Regions from separate parts of the Homo sapiens genome. Here region 2 is linked to region 1. A link is a loop called in an ENCODE intact Hi-C map of the cell type or tissue named here. Cell type or tissue: pancreas. All regions are shown on one strand. Each heading gives the region's core, and the rest is flanking DNA. Links, peaks and the distances in the headings are about the cores only.

Region 1 (12,587 bases), core at 4,588-12,587:
TGGGGCAGGGTTGGGCCTGGGACCTTCCCACCTCCTTGGCTCCTGGTCATTTCTCTCTGCTGCATCTGAGTCTCTCTCCATATTTATTGATGTTTGTGTGTGTATGATCCCGAAAGTAATACATCTTATTGTAGGACACTTGAAATATACAGAAAAGAACAAAAGAAATTAAGAATCGCTAGTGATCTGATCACCAAGAGGGAAACACGTTCAGCACGCCCCAGCCTCCCTGGTTTGCTACACCGCGCTCCTAAAAGGCTCCTCCCCAAGTTCCCAGCTGCCAGCTCCCTGCTGAGCATCAGGAGGACAATCAGCGCTTCAAGGTGGCGGGGTCCCCTGCCCTGCAGCCAGTGAAGAGCTTCCCTACCCAGGCGCTCAGGATCCCAGCGATGGGCAGTCGTGTACTGGGCAGCTGCTCATGGCCAGTGCTCCTTTGGGCCGGGCTCTGGGCTGCCCATGGAAGAGCCAGTGACAAACTGGACCAGCATTGTCCCTGTCTTCGTGGGGTGTCACTTGTTTTCTTTTTTCTTGATGATTATCTGAAGGGAAAAGGGAGGCAAAGAGTGAGGAAGGGCCTGGCCTGAGGGCTCCTACAGTGAGCAGGGTGCCCAGATTGTGCCCCCAATCGGCCTCTCCCAGGTCCGAGCCCTTTCCACCACTGGAACTACAGCTGGCGCCTTCCTTGGCATGCACCTGGCCAGGACTGGCAGGTGAGGGTCGAGGAGACAGGCCTGTGTGCCCTACCTTGATCACCAAGTTCCCTTTCAAAGCTCGAAATGGCTGCACTGAGTGCTTTTCTGGGTGTGAGGGTGATGCGGCCTCGCAGAGTGGCCCAGGCTCCAGGAGGGCACGTTCATGGGAGAACCTGGGGTAGTGGTGGGGTCCTGTGAGGAGGTCTGCCAGGATGGGGATCCCAGCCAAGACCCTGGTCTGCCAGGCATGAGTGGGGGCATGAGTGGGGGCCCTGCCTCCCTCCCTCGTGGTTCAGACAGTGGGGGAGGCGGGGGGTCTGGATGCCCTTCTAGGGTCCCCAGCAGGGTGCTCATTGCCCTGTCCTCTGCCCCTGCAATGGGCTGGGGCTGGGTCCCTGGGTGGGGCCATCTGGAATGGGCCTGCAGCATCCCTGCCCCTGCAGTCGCTGTCTTACTTGCTCTGATCTGGCCCATCTCGGACACCTCCTTCTCCTGCTTCCCCCGCCCCCCTGCTCTCTCCTCTGCAGCCTCCCACGTCTCCCTGTGCCCCACCCCCAGGGCCATCACCTTCCTCCTCCTTCTAGGCAGAAGCCTGCTGCTGCCGGGGATGGGGTGCACCACTCCCCGTCTCCTCCCTCTGCCTCTGCCTGCCTGGCCCTCCCTTCCCTCTTCCCCCTTCCCGTCAGGGCTCTGCTCCATCTCTCTGCTTACCCTTTTGTCTGTCTTCCACCGCTCTGCTCCTCTCCTTGTCCCCCCCAGCTGCCCCTGCCTCACCCTTGAGGGCCCTGAGGTTGTGCCCTGTCCAGCAGCCACTCAGCACCCTTCTGCTGGACTCTACGCCTTGGGGTTGGGCCCAGACCCCCCATGGGGGCCTTGTCTGAGTGGAAGGCTGTATGGGGGGTGCCTGGTGAGCAGCAGCCAGACGAGCACTGGGGGAGGTAGCCCGCCCAGCTTGCCTCTTCCCCAGATATCAACAGGGTCTTTGTGGCTTCCTGAAGGCTGTGGCTGGAAAAAGAGGGAGGAGCTGGGGAGGGTCTGGCCGCTGTTCTTTCTAGAAGCTTTTCTTTGTCCAGTGGCCCCCAGCCCAGGTCCCCGTGTTCTTCCCAGGTTGGAAAGCTGCAGAGGGAGTGCCCAGCCACTGTCAGTCAGCAGCTCCTGCTCATCTCTGGCCCTTACACCCAGCAGGGGCAGCTGCGAGGGCCAGGGGTTGGGTGGGGCAGGAGGGTGGCAGCGTCCTGGGCTCCATGCACTTGGCCAAAGAGGACTTCTGAACCCGTCCATCCCAGTGCGGGTCTGAGAGTGGAACTTGAGGGAAAGGGACTGAGTCCCGGGAGCCCCTCTGCCCCCTGCCCTCCAGCCAGGCAGACTTCCTATCTGCATGTATGGGGTTTGTGTCTCTGCTTGTGTGTGTGTATTTGTGTGTGTGTAACCTCCAGTATTCCTGTTTGTCTGGGTGGGGTCATATATTTGGTTGCATGTGTGTGTGTGTTCGTGAACCAGCATGCACACACATATTGTCATGAGGCCACGTGGGTCTCCTCAGATGCCCCAACAGGGCCTGTGCTGGGAAGGGGTGGGGCTGAGGGTGGCTGCTGCAGTGGCTGGATGGGGACAGAGCCTCTGGCCAACCCAGGCTGTGCTTCAGTGGAGGGGGGTTCCCTGTGGCCCTGTCTCCCAGCCATCTGCGTCTGTGTTCATGACTTAGGAATGCCCAAGCCCTGGGGATCACAGAGGCCCCATTGTCCGCCCCCGGGCTTCCTGTGTCCCCCTCTGCCCTTTAACCCCTCGGGAGTGGGGCCCCTGGAGGGGGCCCGTGGGGCCTGGCAGTGTCTGAGCTGTTTCCAGGCACCCCCACCCCGCCCCCCGCAAACCAACACAGGCTAGGTATCCCAGGACTGCTGTGGGCCAGGGCCTCTCCCTGCCCCAGGCTGGGCTCCTTCCCTGCTCTCCTTTTCAGGCCACAGCCCCAGGAACTGGATGCAGTCTGTTCCTTCTGGCCTGGCCGCTGAAGCCCCCTCTAGTGCTAGGGTCATCCTAGCTCCCTGAGGAGGCCTGGGGCCTGAGAGGAGCCCTAGTTTTGCTGCCACCTCATTTCTCTCGCCTTCTAGGGGTCTCGGAGGCTGAAGCCTTGCCGCCTGCTGGGCATCAGTATCTCCTTCGACACAAGAATGGGGCCACTGCTGTCCCTAAATGCTGATTGGAGAGGGGCCTCTTTGGGAGGGGTTCTGGAGCCTCTGGTTGCAAGAAAGGTATCAGAACAAGTCCAGATTCCAGAGAGCAGAAGAGGGGACCAAGAAACCAGCCTGTCCCCAAGCCCAAAAGGGAAAGGAGTTGGCCTTCTCTTGGACTGAGTACCTGGATGGGGGACTTGGGGGTTTGTTTGGTGTCGGGCTTCAGCTCTGTGCTGAGACGTGATGTTGATCACATCCTACTTCCGCATGGCCTCCATCCCAAGATGTCACTCCCTGCCCCCGACATTTGCCTGCCATCTGCCTGGCAAGTAAGCCCTCCCCACGGGGCAGGATGGCTTGGAGGCCATCCTCGCCCAGGCCCCTGGTTCCCTGGGAAGCCCAGCAGGCACACATGTTGGGATGCCAGAGCCTCTGAGAGGCAGCTTAGGGAGCCACCACGCCCTCTAAAACCCCACCCCTGCTGAGACCCAGTGCCAGCTCTGTGATCTTGGACACAGTTTCCAGTTTTCTGAGCCTCCGTGTCCTCATCTGTAAAATGGGGATGATGATAGCACCTCCCTCCCTGAGGCAAATCTGGGGAGGAGATGAGTGGATGTGAGTGGAAGTGCTCATGAGGCTTTCTGGTACGTGGTAAGTCCACGCTGTAAGTTGATTTAATAGAACAGACCACAGAGGCATGTGATTGTGGGGATGGAGTGGGGCTCCTCCCTCCCTTCCCCAGTAGTCAAGACCGTCCTCCCTGAACCCCACAAAGGGTTAACCTCCGTCTCTTTTCCCCATCTTTTAAGGAGAATGGTCCATTACAGGTGAGTTGTAGTTGCCTTGGAGACTGAAGCCTCAGGCGAGATGAGGGGGCTGAGGGCTCACTCTCTCCTAAGGGTACCCTCTTAGGGAGGGGTGAGGTTGGGAGTGCAGGGACTAAGCAGCAGTCATAAAGGACTTCTGGGCCCCCAGGTACCTGTGGGGGCTCCCTGGAGCAGCCCCCTTTATGTGCTGTCTACATAACACATAACAAGGCTTTCCTCTGGCTTCCCCCACCTCTGGGACTTGGGCTGCATCACCATAGAAACCCGCCAGCCACGGCCTGGGGAGCGGGGCGGGGAGGGCCAGCGGGAGCCTTAAAGGGACACAGTGCACAGGGTGTAGGTGACACCCACACCATCGTATACACACCAACAGGCACAGAAGCCCCCCAGGCTCCCAGGCCTGCAAGCACATGGGCCCAGCACCACACTCTGACCCTTTCATGTGCCCTGTGCTGAGCCCCCAGCCCCACCCCCACTCTGGCCCACTGAGTCACCAGGCACCATGTCCCCAGGAGACAAGGGCAGGAGAAGCCGGATAGTCTCTGCTGTGCTGTTGAAGGGCTCTCTTGTTGCTTCTCCTTTGAGAGGAACTCCAGGCAGAACCTGAGAACTGACAGGCAGGTGTGCAGGGCACATGTGCAGGGCACCGCTGGAGGTTCCCTTCTCAAGGTGTGTGGTGGTGGTGGTGATGGGGTGTGTGTGTGTGTTTTCAGGGAGGAGGCAGTCACTCCAGGTCTAGCCAGGCTCCACAACCTCCCAGGTCCCTCCCTGGCAAGCTGCTTCCCATCAGACCAAAGCAGGCACTTTGGAGCAGAGGACAGAGGACTCCCTGAGGGACCTGCGGGTGTAGTGGGAGGCCAGGTGGGGTGGGATGGGGCAAGGCTCTTCTGGGGCTGAACCCCTCCCTGTAGGCTGCTGGGCGTGACCCTTGCCTCCCTGGCCCTTTCCCACCGGGGAGGATGGGTTTGGGACCGGACTTACTCAGGAATGGCCCCATCTTCAACTGCCCCAGCACAGCGGCCACTGTCCACTCAGTGCATGGTCACGCAGGCTCACTCTTGGCCTAACACATGTGCGTCTCCTCCAGCCAGGTGACCACTTACTCCCAGCCAGCAGCAATATTGGAAGGCTTCCCTGGGATTTTCTGGGTGCTTCCCCCTCCCCCCGTTCCTACCCGCAGCAGGAATCCCCCGACCCCCACCTGTTCCCTGGCATGGCATGGGTCAGCCAGCAGTGTGCCATTCATCCTGTCTCACGGCCGTCCCTTGCCCAGTGCCACAAGTGGGCAGGGCCTTGATGCTCTGTTGCGTGGGGCTTTGTAGGCCCCTCCGGCCCCAGCTCACAGCTGCTCCACCCTCTGTCTGTCTCTCTACCCTGCTCCCAGGCCAGCGTGACGTCCACGCCGGGAAGCCCCTCCACTGACCCAGGCCCATCTTCCCTCCTCCCCGCCCCTTGCCTGGCACAGCCCCCAGGGACAAGGACGCTGTGCAGGCGGCCTGCGCGCACGCGCACGTGCACACGCCCACCCCCACCCCTCACTCTTCTCGCTCTTTCTGCCATTTCTCAGCGGCGCACTCTGCAGCTGCCTCTCACCCTTTGTGCTCCGGTTTCCTCTTCTCTCCCTTTCTCTGCTGCCTGGGTCTCCGTTTCGGAATTTCCCCACCCCCTAACCATCTCCATCGTGGTTAGCGCTGTCTTCCTACGTCTGTCTTTGTCTCCTGCTCCCCCCTGCCTCTTCTCACTCTGTCTGTCACCCTTGGCAGACCCGGCCTTGGCTCCATCTGTGGAACACTCCCCCCTCCCCGCTCCTTTGCCCTTAGTGGTGCTGGTGGGGGGTAGAGGGCCTGCTGAGCTGACAACCCTAGCTGCTTGCTCTGTAATTGCCTGAGGAATGGTGAGAGATCAGAGACCCAGCAGCAGTGGGAGGAGAGGAGGGAGCGCCCCCTCCCAGCTGTTATATCTCGCAACCTTCTGGCTGCTTCCTGCCTGTCTCCGACTGCCCAGGGCGGTGGCAAGCTAGGTGGCAAATACTGGGAGACCAAAAAAGAAGTTGGATATGAGCCTGTGGGGAGATGGGATGGGGCTGGGATGGGGCAGGGAGCGGGGACCAGGGGTTTGGGGATATTGTATTTCCCCTGAGCGTACATGCCAAACACCATTCCAGGATTCTAGATTTGGAGGACAAATAGAGGAACTTGCGTGGCAGAAATTATCGACCTCCAGAGCACCCAAAAGCCTCTGACATGCAGGAGGGTCCTTCTTTGAGCTTTTCCTTGCTCCGGTTTCCTCCCCTCCCCCTCCTAAGACCAGTGCTCAGAGCTCCCAAGGCTGCTGTTTGATCATCTGCTCTCTGATCCGAGTCTCCTACTGCTCCTACAGGCCTTGAAGTTGAGGCCAGTGCTGCCTGGGGCCTCCCCTGATCCACTGGCTTTGTAGGGAGAGGCCGGGGTGGAACAGATCCACTGTTGCTCTTCCCTTCTGGGCCCAGGTCCAGCTCTTGCAGGCTGGGAATCACTCTTCTTACCCTCCAAGTCATCTCTTGGCCTCCAGGCCATGCACGCTGACCCACCCTGCTGCTTCTCCACCACCCTCTGCAGCAAGCTCTTGCCCAGAGTCCCCACGGGATCTGCCGCATTCACAGCTCTTCTTGGGTCACTCTGTTACACAAAACTGACAAGGCCCAGAGCCTTAGCACAGCATGGCTGACTTCTCTACCATCCTTTCGGTGTTCCTGCTGAGGCTCGGTGCCCGCTTTGATAAGGTCCTGGCTGGGCAGAGGGAGGATGCACAGTATGGATTTAATGAAGGCGTCTAGTCTGGGACTTCAGCCTCCAAGCTCTGTCACCTAACAACACCCTTTCTTGCCTTGCCTGCACTTTAACCACTTCCTGTTTGGAATTGAAGTGGTCTGGCCACTTGGGAGTCTGTTTCCTCTTGTCATTGTCAGAGGAGCCCCCTCTTTCAGACCCTTAGTCTTTGGCTCCCCTTACTTGTAGGTGAATATGGACATGGCCGGTGTGGCTTGGGTTTGGGGTGGACACATGCAGCAGTTGAGCTCTGAAGACTCAGACAAAGACCTAGAAATTGGGACTTTGAGACACACAAGAAGTGTTAGAAACACTGTCACGGAAAATGTCCCAGAGCTTGTCCTGACCCCTGTCCTGACCCTAACCTGGAGCATCTGGAAGGGAGGAGGCCTCAGTGGCCTCTCTTGACCCCCAGGGGGCTGAGGAGCAGCAGGGGGTTGTTTTCCTCCTTCCTCTCTTCTCCCACACCAGTTCTCAAGGGAAGGCTTCCTTCCCCATTCTTTCTCTCTTTTTTTTGAGATGGAGTTTCGCTCTTGTTGCCCAGGCTGGAGTGCAATGGTGCGATCTTGGCTCACTGCAACTTCCGCCTCCTGGGTTCAAGAGATTCTCCTGCCTCAGCCTCCCAAGTAGCTGGGATTACAGGAATGCACCACCACGCCAGGCTAACTTTTTTTTTTTTTTTGAGACAGAGTCTTGCTCTGTCACCCAGGCTGGAGTACAATGGCGCAATCTCCGCTCACCGCAACCTCTGCCTCCTGGGTTCAAGTGATTCTCCTGCCTCAGCCTCCTGAGTAGCTGGGATTACAGGCATGAGCCACCACGCCTGGCTTTTTTTTTTTTTTTTTTTTTTTTTTTTGTATTTTTAGTAGAGACAGGATTTCACCATGTTGGCCAGGCTGGTCTCAAACTGCTGACCTCATGATCCGCCTGCCTCAGCCTCCCAAAGTGCTGGGATTACAGGCGTGAGCCACCACGCCCAGCCCTAATTTTGTATTTTTACTAGAGACAGGGTTTCACCATGTTGGCCTGGCTGGTTTTGAACTCCTGACTTCAGGTGATCCACCCACCTCGGCCTCCCAAAGTGCTGGGATTACAGGCATGAGCCACTGTGCCTGGCCTTTTATTTTTATTTTTATTTATTTTTTTAGACAGAGTCTCACTCCATCACCCAGGCTGGGGGGCAGTGGCACGATCTTGGCTCACTGCAACCTCCGCCTCTCAGGCTCAAGTGATTCTCATGCCTCAGCCTCCCAAGTAGCTGGCATTACAGGCGCCCACCACCAAGGCTAATTTTTTTTCTTTTTGTATTTTTAGTAGAGACGGGGTTCCGCCATGTTGGCCAGGCTGGTCTCAAACTCCCAACCTCAAGAGATCCACCCACCTCAGCCTCCCAAACTACTGGGATTACAGGCGTGAGCCACCACGCCTGGCCCTTTCCCCATTCTTTCTTCATTTTCCTGAAACTATTTTGTGAAATGCTGCCATCTTGGGCCCCTTTCCTCCCTTCTCTATCCCACTTCCCAATCCCCCCATTAGCTTTTTAGGTCTGTACAGCACCCAGGCATCAGTTGGCTCTGAAAGCTATAGCAATGTGACTGCAAGAAGAATTCTTCTCTACATGTGTGTGCACACAGAGATAATAGATACAGGGATTCATCCCCACAGATACATAAAGACATACAAGAAGACACACGTAGCTAGCAGACTTGTGTGTTGATTCCCTCAGGCACACACACTAACACACCCACTCATGAGTGCAACCCCTCCCAGAGAAGACACACCACAGAAATACCAGCTCACATACAGCTCACTCCCTGCTTGCAGATCCACAACCACACACATGCCCACGGACACCTGCACATGCAGACACATACGGGGATGTGCATGCCATGCACAGGGGAGCTGATGGGGCAACAAGTTGGTGCTGGGAAGGCAGCTGGCAGGAAAGGTGCAGACAGAGAGTAGAGAGGGAATAAAAGGCAACCTAGAGGCCCAGCCAGGGCTATCTCTTCCAGATTTCTCCCTCCAAGGTGGGGAGGGGTGCGGATGGGGAGGGGAGGGCTGGAGAAGCCGGCCAGCTGGGGGCGGGGCTGAGGGCGGGGCCAAGAGCCCGGGCTTACCCAGATGTTAGTCACTAACGTCCTTCCGTTCTCTCGTCTCTCTTCCCCCACCCTTCCCTTCCCTTCTCCCCTCTCCCAGTGCCCCCACTCCCAACTCCCGCCCCAAGCCGCCCACCAGCCCCCTTCCCCTCCGGCCGGAGCCTGAACCGAGCCCGGCTGGCTGTGCTGCGCGGTGCCGCCGGGAAAGATGGTCGTGGCGCTGCGGTACGTGTGGCCTCTCCTCCTCTGCAGCCCCTGCCTGCTTATCCAGATCCCCGAGGAATGTGAGTAGCTGAAGGGAGCCTGGGCGCCTACCTTCGCCGCTATGTTGGGCCCCTCTTTATCTTCTACCTCCTCACCTTCTCCCTGTTCCGGACCCTGACTCCTCTCCCTGGCCTTTCCTGGGCACAGGGTGGGCAGGAGATAGCCAGGACGTTGGGTACCCCCGGAGAGAAGGGCAGGGTAGAAGGTGCGGGGCGTGTCAGGACCATGGACAGGGACAGGCGCGGCCGCCGGGGCGATTTCAGCACCAGGGACAGCGAACCTGGAGCAGGGCCCCGAGGTCTTGGGCCTCCTCCATGCTCTCCTTAGCCCGCCCCATCTCTGCCCGCCCCACTCCGACTCCTCCGCTTCCATCCCCCACCACAGGGGTGTGGCAGCAGGAGAATGGGGTCGTCCCCAGCCCTCAGCTGGCTTGTGCAAAGGCCTGTGTTCAAGTCTTGTCCCCATTTCTCTTTCCCCTCCTGGGCCCTTGGTCACCCTGTCTCTGAACTGAGACAGGAAAAGGTGGCTTGAAAAACCCTGGTCCCAGCCCAGCAGCCTTCTGGACCCTTTTTTGTGTGTAGTTATTTGGTGGGGGTGGGGGCAGGGCTGCTGGAGCATGTGTCTATGGTTGTAACATTTGTTGGGGGCACAAGCAGGTGAGTGGATGTTGGGGAGTGTGGCCGTAGGGTTGTGATTAAGCATGGATACACTGTGTATGTCTGTGTGTTCTTGTGATTGACTGAGCGTAGATATTCGTGAATGTGATTTTGACTTCCTTACATGGGTGACTGTGTGAGTCACTCTGTTACTTACTGGCCAGGCTTGTGGAGGTCGGGAGGTATTTGACCACGACATTTGATTGCATTGGGTCATGTGTATGTGTGAGTGGGGCTGAATGTAAGTACACACTTGCGTGTGGGGGGTGTTACCGTGATGGTGTTTTCTCCTGTAAGTAGCTGTCAGGCCGTGTGAGGGGCATGTCACAGGGTATCATGTGTGAGGGCATTTGTGTCTCTTGAGCTACCAGGCTCCAGTCCCTTCCCAGCCTCACCTTGACACCTTTGTCTCTGGGCCTGGACAAGGAGGAGGCCAGTGTCACTGAGAGACGAGTTGGCGGATAGGGGTTGGGAAGACTGTCTGTGCCAGCAGTGGGACAGGGGCTGCGAGAGAGAGGCTGGGGAGGCACCTGGCGTTGGGAGGCAGTGAGGGCTTGGAGGAGGTAAAGGGGCTGGCCCCTTAGACACATACATGGAGGGCCAGGGCCAGGCAGACTCCCTTGGTACAGATGCACATGGACACATGCACACAGGTGCATGAAGACAAGGCAGGTGCAGGGATGAAGGAGCAGAGCCGCTGAGAGGCCACACAGGTGGAAACACACACCAGTGAGGCTTTTAGACCCAGAGGACACAGAGGTGGATACACAATATAACACTGTACAGTGGAATGCAAGCCGTGCATTCTCTACAGAAAGATGGGAGTGGGGAGAGAGAACTAGGCCAAAAGGCCATGGCAGCTCCAAGGCTGCCCTGGTCACTGACCAGCACTTGTTCTTGACCCTGATACGACACAGTGGGCAGTGGCAGGCAGCCGGCCCTCCCTGTTGGAACCTGTCTTCCATCTCTCCCTCCCCAGCCACTCCAGCCCCCTTTGTCTCTTTTCCTGCTTCCTCCACCTAGTTGGCTTTCTGCATCCTGTCATCCCTGTCACCATCTCCCTCCCCAGCTCAGGGCCCTCTGCAGTGTCCCCAGGGAGCCCCCTCCTCCCTCCCTGGACCTTCACACTGAGGTCTTCTGCAGAGACAAAGCTTTCAGAGGCAGCCTGCTGCTCCCTCCCTCCCTCTTCTCCCTTCCTCGAGGCCGCCCTGGCCAGTGCTCTGCAGAGTCCTGGGGCTGGGACAGCAGCTCTGGCCTCTGCCCCAGAGAGCTTGGTGGCTGTCTGGGAGGAAGGAGGGAGAAGAGGAGGGCTGGCGCCAACCCCGCAGGCTATGGAAACTCAGAGGCAGCAGGGCCTTTGGGATAGTTTTCAGGGGGAGGGGGCAGCAGGGCTCTGAAGGCTGGGCCCTGGTAATTGAAAACACTCAGCTGTGCTAATTGGATTAGGAGGGAAGCAGGCTGGAGCAGGGGACGGTGCCTTCCAAGGCATCCTGAATGGGTGGGGTCAGTTCTGCAGGCCCTGCCAGGCCCTGCCAGGGGGCTGCAAGGACACTCCTTGTTAAAGGCAAGAATTTCTCTCTCCCTGTCTGCTAGAGCTGGAGGCATGGCCTGGCTGCCTCTGGGCTACATGCCCTGTGTGTCTATCCAGTGGAGCTCCTCTCCCTGGGCATCTCTCTGTCCCATCTCCCTGGGCTTGACCTGCCACTGCTCCAGCCCAGCGTGTGCCCCCTTGTTGCCACTGCCAGGGCCTCCTCTCCTGCCATTCCCTCTCCACGGGGGGGCTGCAGGAGCTTACTATGTCCCCTGCCATCTGCCCCACTCTGGGGCTGCCTGTCAGTATTTCTCTCCATTCCCTCCCTTGCTGCCTGCCTGGATTTCTCAGATGAAGGACACCATGGTAAGTTGGGGAGGGGTGAGAGTGTTTCCCAGAAGGCCAAGGAGAAGGGTAAGGAGGCCCTCAGCTGAGCCTGCACCCCCGCCCTCCTGAGTGCCGGGGCCCTGCTCGGCTCTCCCTGAGCACCATGTGCTTCTCTCACCTGTGTGGGGCTGGCTTTGTTCTGTCTCTGCCCCAGCCTGGGTACTCTGTCACCCTCACTGTTCCTCTCTGCCATTCTCTCTGGTCCCTTCTCCCCTGTCTGGGGTTTGTCCTTCTTGGTTTCTGTGTCTTGGCTTTTGTTGCCCCCGCTTCTTTCTGTCATACCCTTTTTGTCTTTCTCAGGCATCTCTTTGTAACTTACGTGGCTGTCCCCTCTCTCCCTCTTTTCATGTCCCACAAGCCTCTTTTGTTCTTCCCCTCCGTTCGTCCCCCTGTGGCCATGGGGCCTCCAGGGGCTCTGGACCCTGCTTCCCTCACGATGGGACAGGTGCTGAGGCTATGACACCAGCCAGGCAGCACCCTCACCACCGCTCTCTCCACCCTGTCTTCAGTGATGGAGCCACCTGTCATCACGGAACAGTCTCCACGGCGCCTGGTTGTCTTCCCCACAGATGACATCAGCCTCAAGTGTGAGGCCAGTGGCAAGCCCGAAGTGCAGTGAGTGATCTCTGCCGTCTCAGCCCCTGTTGCCTGCCACTGACCCCGGCCTTGTGCCTCCCTGGACTGCCTAACTTCTAAGCCCAGAAGCCCCAAACCTTGCTAATCACCCCAAGTCCTCGCCATCTCCCAGTCCATCCCCTGGGGGCCCTGGCTGCTTGCACCTGTCCCTCCAGCCTGTTCCAGCCCCCGTTGGGTTCCAGGGCCTCAGGCCTCTGGGCCTTTTTCCGCCCACAGGTTCCGCTGGACGAGGGATGGTGTCCACTTCAAACCCAAGGAAGAGCTGGGTGTGACCGTGTACCAGTCGCCCCACTCTGGCTCCTTCACCATCACGGGCAACAACAGCAACTTTGCTCAGAGGTTCCAGGGCATCTACCGCTGCTTTGCCAGCAATAAGCTGGGCACCGCCATGTCCCATGAGATCCGGCTCATGGCCGAGGGTGCGAGGCGCTGCAGGGACCAGGGAGGGCAGGTCCCGGAGTTCGTGTGGGATTGTGGGCTGGAAGCTGCTGTCAGCCAGTTGTCTCGTGGCGAGGGG
Region 2 (8,000 bases), core at 1-8,000, 60 kb before region 1:
GGGGGAATGGGGGGAGTCTGGCCCGGCTGCGCTCTTGCCCCCTCGCTGAGCACAGTCGCTCAGCTGGTCTGAGAGTTTCCGGAGCCCCAGTGCTGTTCGTTCAGTCAACGAAGAAGCCTCTGCCCTCCTAGAGCTCGAATTTTGGTGGTGGGGGCGGGAGGAGCAGAGTGTAAGCAAGCAGACCTAGGTGGTGGTGAGAGTGACAGCTGTGGGAATAATACCACTGGAGAGGGTTGTGGGGGGGCTCTTTCCTATGGGGTGGCAGCAGGGAAGCACTGAGCAGGGGCCGAGTCAATCAGGGGTGTGTCTGAGGGACTGGGAGTCTGGGCAGGGTGGGGCATGTGGCACAGCAGGGGGGCCTGGCAGCCCGGGAGGATAAAGGCAGAGTGGGCAAGGGACGGACTCCAGCTGCCTGGTCTGATTCCATTGTTACCTGGGTCCTGGGGCTTGGAGGGGAGGGTGTTATGGGGGAAGTCTGTAGGGAACAGGGCAGAAGCTGGGACAGCAGAGGAAGCTGTAGCTGTCATCCCAGCCAGTGAGGGCTGGCCCAGGTGGGAGCTGGTGGGGACAGAGGGTTCACAGTCTGGTGGAGCAGCAGTGGGATTCCTGAGTCTCCAGTTCAGACGGAGAGATCTGGACTCACCATGAATGTTTTCAGTATCACAAGAATGTAGATGCTGCCTGGCACAGTGGCTCATGTCTATAATCCTAGCACTTTGGCAGGCTGAGACGGGAGGATCGCTTGAACCGAGGACTTCAAAACCAGTCTGGGCAACATAACGAGACCTGGTCTCTACAAAAAATTTTAAAAAATTAGCTGGGTGTCATGCACACCTGTAGTCCTAGCTACTCAGGAGGCTGAGGCAGGAGGACTGCTTAAGCCCAGTTTGAGGCTGCAATGAGTTATGATCACACCACTGCACTCCAGCCTGGGCTGGGCAACAGAGCGAGACTATGTCTCAAAAAAAAAAGGCCGGGCACGGTGGCTCACGCCTGTAATCCCAGCACTTTGGGAGACTGAGGCAGGTGGATCACCTGAGGTCAGGAGTTCAAGACCAGCCTGGCCAACATGGTGAAACCCCATCTCTACTAAAAATACAAAAATTAGCCAAGCGTGGTGGTGGGTGCCTGTAATCCCAGCTACTTGGGAGGCAGAGGCAGGAGAATCGCTTGAACCCAGGAGGCAGAGGTTGCAGTGAGCCGAGATCGCACCATTGCACTCCAGCCTGGGGGACAAGAGCAAGACTTGGTCTCAAAAAAAAAAAAAACAAAAAAAAAAAAACAGTACAGATGCTGCTGAGATCTATGAGGCAAAAAGGGAAATGGGGGCCCAGCAAAGGAGACAAGAATCAGTGGTGACGCAGGAAGAAAACCAAGCCAGGGGCTCCCTGAAGCCCAAGTGCTAGGAGCAGAGTGATAAGCTGTCTTGACTGCTGCCCAGGAGGCAACTCGAGCTGCTGAACACAGGAAAGGGCATGGCACCCAGTGGAAAGGGCATGGCACCCAGTGGAAAGGGCATGGCACCCAGTGGTGGCAAGGCCTGGGTGGTGAATGAATGAAGATTCATCATGCGTTTCTAAAGCCACGACTCCGACTCCACTGGTGAACCCTGGTACTGCGAGGACTATAGCAGGGGATCTTATTCTGGGGTCTGTGAGCTTCGAAACCGGGGGCGGAGAATCACATCTTTATTTGTACTAACCTCTAACTGAAACTAGCATTTGCTGCCATTATGAGTGGAGGCAATGAACCACATTGGTAATAGAAGTGCCTGGCTTTGTCACCGATAGAAATCCAGATGTGTTTACATTGCATTGCAGTTAGAGAGACATCTGCAAGTATCACATATATTCGTCACTACTTCCAAAGCAGCAGGGTTGTTAGACCTGCAGCTATATCTTAATATTTAATGCATTCATAGAGTGTGTGTTAGGGGCCACCAGTTCTAACTCAAAAATGAAATTGAAGGAATACATTTTAATAAGATATAGATGACATTAAACAATTACAAAAGTTATAATCAACAGGTAAATCGGCTGGGCATGGTGGCTCATGCCTGTAATCTCAGCACTTTGGGAGACTGAGGCGGGTGGATCACCTGAGGTCAGGAGTTCTGGACCAGCCTGGTCAACATGGCGAAACCCCGTCTCTACTAAAAATACAAAAATTGGGCTGGTCGCGGTGGCTCACGCCTGCCATTCCAGCACTTTGAAAGGCCGAGGCAGGTGGATCACTTGAGGTCAGGAGTTCGAGAACAGCCTGGCTGACATGGTGAAACCCCCATCTCTATTAAAAATACAAAAAATTAGCCGGGTGTGGTGGCGGGTGCCTGTAATCCCAACTACTGGGGAGACTGAGGCAGGAGAATCACTTGAACCCGGGAAGCACTCCAGCCTGGGCAACAGGAGCAAAACTCCATTAAAAAAAATAAAAAATAAAAAAAATAAATAAATAAATTAGCCGGGCTTGGTGGCGGGTGCCTGTAATCCCAGCTACTCAGGAGGCTGAAGCAGGAGAATCACTGGAACCTGGGAGGTGAAGGTTGCAGTGAGCTGGGATCACGCCACTGCACTCCATCCAGTCTGGGTGACAAGAGCGAAACTCCGTCTTAAAAAAACAAAAACCAAAAAACTAACCAACAAACAAAAAAACAGGTAAGTCATTATGCATCAACCAACATAACAGAATACAGAAGGCAAAAATCCAGACATTGAAGGAAATTCTTCTTTACCTTCCTGTGTCATGTCAAGCAGTCAAAAAATAAGTAAGGACTTGAACAATGTAACTCAAAAGACAGAATGAATACACACAGAACTAGTTTTTATTTATTTATTTATTTATTTATTTATTTATTTATTTATTTATTTTTGAGACAGGGTCTCTATCGCCCAGGCTGAGTGCAGTGGCACAATCATGGCTCAGTGCAGCCTCAACCTCCTGGGCTCAAGCGATCCTTCCACCTCAGCCACCCAGGTAGCTGGGACTACAGCTGTGTGCCATCACGCCCAGCTAATTCTTTAATTTTTTTTTTGTATAGATGGGGTCTCACTATGTTTCCCAGCCTGGTCTTAAACTCCTGGCCTCAAGTGATCCTCCCGCCTCGGCCTCTCAAAGTGCTGGGATTATAGGCGTGAGCCACTGTGCCCAGCCCAGGACTAGTTTTACTTCCTACAAAGAAGAATACACCAACTCTTATGGGCCACCATTTAAAGAGACATTTTCATAGTGGACTTCAATGTAATTGAGTCCATGATCCTTTTGAGAAGGGGCTGAACTGACAAGCCTCCCTGAGACAGGTGCCCCATGGAATGCTAGTGGAGAGAGAAGGAAAGAGAGTGGAATGGGCACTGGGCAGGGGCAGAGGGAGGAGGAGATGAGTTTGGGACCAATGGTGAGCCAGGACAGGAGTCAGATGAGATTGTGCATCTACTGGAAGACAGGCCTGTGAAGCCGGGAATGGGAGCTCCAAGGGAGTCACTTCTTAAGAGTTTCATGACAGGTCGTCGCCTCCATCAGGGTTCTTTGTTTCTTTTCTTTTCCTTTTTTTTTTTTTTTTTTTGAGACGGAGTCTGGCTCTGTTGCCCAGGCTGGAGTGCAGTGGCGCGATCTTGGCTCACTGCAAGCTCCGCCTCCCGGGTTCACGCCATTCTCCTGCCTCAGCCTCCCGAGTAGCTGGGACTACAGGTGCCCGCCACCACTCCCGGCTAATTTTTTGTATTTTAGTAGAGACGGGATTTCACTGTGTTAGCCAGGATGGTCTCGATCTCCTGACCTTGTGATCCGCCCGCCTCGGCCTCCCAAAGTGCTGGGATTACAGGTGTGAGCCTTTGCACCCGGCCGGGTTCTTTGTTTCTTTGAATCAACGTAACCACGACTACAATCACAATAGAGAACTTTTTTGTTTGTTTGTTTGTTCGTTTGTTTGTTTGTTTGAGATGGAGTCTCGCTCTGTCACCCAGGCTGGAGCGCAATGGCGTGATCTCAGCTCACTGCAACCTCCGCCTCCTGTGTTCAAGCTATTCTCCCGCCTCAGCCTCCCGAGTATACTGCTGGGATTACAAGTGCGTGCCACCACGTCCGGCTAATTTTGTATTTTTAGTAGAGATGAGGTTTCACCATGTTGTCCAGGCTGATCTTGAACTCCTGACCTCAGGTGATCCGCCCGCCTCGGCCTCCGAAAGTGCTGGGATTACAGGCGCAAGCCACAGCTCCCGGCCCGATAGACAACGTTTCTACACCCCAGGGCAGAGTTCTTTCATTCCATCTAGCAGTGTCTCATCCCCTTGCCCAGTCGGTTATATAGTTGTAGCCTGCCTGCTGCGCCCACCCCTGCTTTCATCTTTGTGGAGGACGCAGTGTCGCGGTTAAGATCGCTGGTTCTGGAGCCACGTCACCTGGGGTCAACCCAGGCTCTGACCCCTGGTAGCGATGCAGTGGCATCTGGGCGGGTCCTGCAGGCGCTAGCTGTCACTGTCTCTGTTATTCCAGTTTCGCGATCCCGAGTACGGGGAATGGTTTGGCTACCTGAGCCGAGAGGGCAAGGTGGCCCTCTCCATCAAGGGAGGTCCTTTCAAAGGTGAGTGGGGGAGAGGGCGGGGCCGCAGGGGTTGCGCCTCTCGGCTGCCCCCGGCCCTCACTACCTGCCCGCCTCTACCCGCAGGCTGCTTCCACGTGCCGCGGTGCCTAGCCATGTGCGAGGAGATGCTGGGCGCCCTGCTGAGCCGCCCCGCCCCCGCCCCCTCCCCCGCCCCCACCCCCGCCTGCCGAGGCGCGGAATAAAGGCTGAGTCCGCTCCACCTGCGGCTGTGCGCGCGTCTGTGGGCTCGCGGGAGGGGGGCTGTCGCGCCGAGGGAGGGGCCGGCTCCAGCTCCGGGGCAGCGCCCGCCCCGCCCCCAGGCCCGCCCCGCGCTGACCGGCTCCGCGCATTGGCCCGCCCCGTGCGCTGGCCTGTCCCGCGCATTGGCCAAGCGGCCGGGAGGACGGGCCCGGCGGCCGTGCACTTCCGGCCGGTGGCCGGCCCGGCGCGCACCGCCCCTTCCGCCGTCGCCCAGCGAGCCCAGCTCCGGTCCCAGCCCCGGCCGTCCCGGCGTCGCTTCGGAGCGCGGCGGCAGCTGACTGCGCCTTCACGATCCGCTGGGACCCGCGAGCCCCGCCGCCGTTATGAACATCCGCAATGCGAGGGTGAGCGCCCGGGGCGGGAGGCTGTCCGCGCCGCGTGGGCGCCGGGCCGGGTGGCTGCCGCGCATGCTCCCGAGGGCCCCGGCCGAGCCCGGCCCGGTGGCCCTGAGTGTGCCTGCGGCCGCTGGACCTATGGGGCTGGCCCAGCCCGCCGAAGAGGCCGGGGCGCGGGGCCGGGGCTGCGATTCCCTCCTGTTTGCGTGATGTCGGGCCTCCGTTGGGTGGGCTCCGGGGACCTCCGGGGCGCCCACTCCTGTTCCTGTGCTCCGGGCGTTGTGCAAAGTCAGATCGTCACAGTGCCTGCCCAGCCCCGAGGGAGCGGGGCCGAGCAGACCGACGGGGAGCAGGCTTCTCACCCGTGGTCACCGCCGCCTTAGACTGAGCGCGTTCCACTGCCCTCCTTCCCTGCAGCCAGAGGACCTAATGAACATGCAGCACTGCAACCTCCTCTGCCTGCCCGAGAACTACCAGATGAAATACTACTTCTACCATGGCCTTTCCTGGCCCCAGGTGGGCAGCTTCTGAATTTGGGCATGGGGGAAAGCAGGCCGAGGAAAATCCCATCTGGCCATCTTGGAGGGAGTGGACAAGTCTGTCAGAGCCCAGGGGGCTGTATGGTCGGTGGCGTCCTGGGTGTTTTCAGCTGGCAGACAGGGGCAAAGGAAAAGAAGGCGCCCGAAGGGAGCAGAGAATAGGGGCAGGATCCCCACTTTGCGTCTTCTTTCTGGGTATGGGCAGGGCACAGTGTGGCGAGGGGGAGACCAAGCCACTCAGCCCGGAGGTCATGAGCCATCACACAACTCGCCACTCGTCCAGTTTGTGTCCCTCTAAAGGGCTCTTCTAGCTCCGACAAGAAGTTTTCTCACTCTGTTTTCCTGTCACCAGCTCTCTTACATTGCTGAGGACGAGAATGGGAAGATTGTGGGGTATGTCCTGGCCAAAATGTGAGTCACCAAGGAGGAAGACAGAAGCTACACGTGTCTGGTGGATGCCTCTGTGGGCTTTAAAAAAAATGAATAGGCTTCTTCTTTTCAGTACAGTTGAAAGTTTATAGAAAAATTGAACAGAAAGGACATGGAGTTCTTATAGCACCCCTCAGCATCCCCTCCCTGCCAGCTTCCTCTGTTAGTAGCATGTTGGATTTGTGTGGTCCACTTGTGACAAGTGATAAATGAATGTGATATGTTACTATTATTATTATTACTATTATTATTTGAGACGGAGTCTTGCCCTGTCGCCCAGGCTGGAGTGCAGTCGCGTGATCTTGGCTCACTGCAACCTCCACCCCCTGGGTTCAAGCGATTCTCCTGCCTCAGCCTCCTTAGTAGCTGGGATTACAGGCACATGCCACCACACCTGGCTAATTTTTGTATATTTCAGTAGCAATGGGGTTTCACTACGTTGGCCAGGCTGGTCTCGAATTCCTGACCTCAGGTGTTTCCACCCACCTCTGTCTCCCAAAGTGCTAGGATTACAGGCGTGAGCCACTGCGCCTGGCCGATATATTATTATTAACTAAACCCATAGTTTACATTACTGCACTTCTCTTTGTGTTGTAAGCCCCATGGTTTTGACCAAATGACATGTGTCCACCTTCATATTATCGCAGGATAGTTTCACTGTGTTCCACGCATTCATCCCTCCCTCTCCTTAACCCGTGGCAACCACTGATTTTTTACTGTTTGCATGGTTTTGCCTTTTCCAGGATGTCACAGAGTTGGAATCATACTATATACAGCTTTTTCAGGCTGGCTTTTTTTCACTTAGTAATACACATTTAAGCTTCTGCCTTGTCTTTGCGTGGGTTGACAGCTCATTTCTTTTTTTATTTTTTGAGACAGGGTCTCGCTCTGTTGCCCAGGCTGGAGTGCAGTGGCATGATCATGGCTCACTGCAGCCTCAACCTCCCAGGCTCAAGTGATCCTCTCATGTCTGCCTCCCAAGTAGCTGGGACCACAGGCATGCGCCACCACATCCAGCTAATTTTTTGATTTTTTTTTTGTAGAGACAAAAAAAAGTGTTGTCCAGGCTGGTCTCGAACTCCTGGGCTCAAGCAGTCCTCTTGCCCCGGCCTGCCAAGTAGCTGGAACTATAGGCGTGTGCCCCACACCCGGCAGGCTTGGGGTTTTCAGGCAGCAGAGGGTGGCAGGATCGGCTGCTCTGATCCAAGAGGCTCCCGGCTCTCCCCCAGCTGGGGTCTTAGGGGGCTGTAGTGCATGTCCACTCTACAAATGGCAGGGGGGCTGGAGGTGGCTGTGCCTACACTGAGCTCCTTTGCAGCCTCTCCTTTCTCCCTCTCCAGGGAAGAGGACCCAGATGATGTGCCCCATGGACATATCACCTCATTGGTATGTAAGGTCCACCCAGGCTCTCTGGTGGGGGTGGAAGTGGGGGTTAGTTGGGGCAGCCCTCAAGGTCCCAGTCCCTCACCCCATCTCTGCTCTTCTCCCACCAGGCTGTGAAGCGTTCCCACCGGCGCCTCGGTCTGGCTCAGAAACTGATGGACCAGGCCTCTCGAGCCATGATAGAGAACTTCAATGCCAAATATGTCTCCCTGCATGTCAGGAAGAGGTGGAAGCCGGGCTGAGGGAAGGGGGATTGAGGGGGAGAGATACTGCCTTGACGGGGGTCCTGGGGTACCTCAGCTTTTGGTGAAGATCCAGGAAGTGGGATTGGGGGGAAGGAGGGACCAGGAGGAGGGGCAAGACCTGGACGTGCTACCCCTCCCTGGCCAAATCCGTGCAGCTCAGCAGTGCCTTGTTCCCCTGCAGTAACCGGGCCGCCCTGCACCTCTATTCCAACACCCTCAACTTTCAGTAAGT

The links. A loop is a pair of places that touch in the nucleus more often than their neighbours do. Peaks named below come from ENCODE experiments on the same cell type or tissue, not always from the same donor. Only the 100,000 strongest peaks of a DNase experiment are listed, where the experiment ranks them.
Region 2: it touches region 1 in a loop (5-fold over the local background); 5 of 110 quality-filtered maps call a loop at or near these places.

Annotation. Positions count from the first base shown.
Region 1 is chrX:153,872,054-153,884,640 of GRCh38, reverse strand. It overlaps L1CAM (L1 cell adhesion molecule), which reads left to right. Exons shown (of 29, transcript NM_001278116.2): 2 at 8,697-8,880; 3 at 11,399-11,413; 4 at 11,944-12,049; 5 at 12,287-12,489. The coding sequence starts at 8,805. L1CAM-AS1 (L1CAM antisense RNA 1) reads right to left here and starts at 3,969. Exons shown (of 7, transcript NR_130768.1): 1 at 3,923-3,969; 2 at 745-930; 3 at 368-693. RefSeq lists enhancers at 2,076-3,073, 5,047-5,106. In pancreas, for the core only: no CTCF peak of the experiment used is centred there; DNase peaks (open chromatin) are centred at 5,040, 9,130 and 12,250.
Region 2 is chrX:153,932,065-153,940,064 of GRCh38, reverse strand. NAA10 (N-alpha-acetyltransferase 10, NatA catalytic subunit) reads left to right here and starts at 5,028. Exons shown (of 8, transcript NM_003491.4): 1 at 5,028-5,181; 2 at 5,590-5,688; 3 at 6,064-6,122; 4 at 7,481-7,526; 5 at 7,634-7,749; 6 at 7,950-7,994. The coding sequence starts at 5,161. RENBP (renin binding protein) reads left to right here. Exons shown (of 11, transcript NM_002910.6): 10 at 4,489-4,576; 11 at 4,661-4,796. The coding sequence ends at 4,779. RefSeq lists enhancers at 1-620, 3,758-4,262, 4,263-4,768 and a silencer at 4,759-5,338. In pancreas, for the core only: no CTCF peak of the experiment used is centred there; DNase peaks (open chromatin) are centred at 4,954, 5,454 and 7,354; H3K4me3 peaks cover 1,596 bases.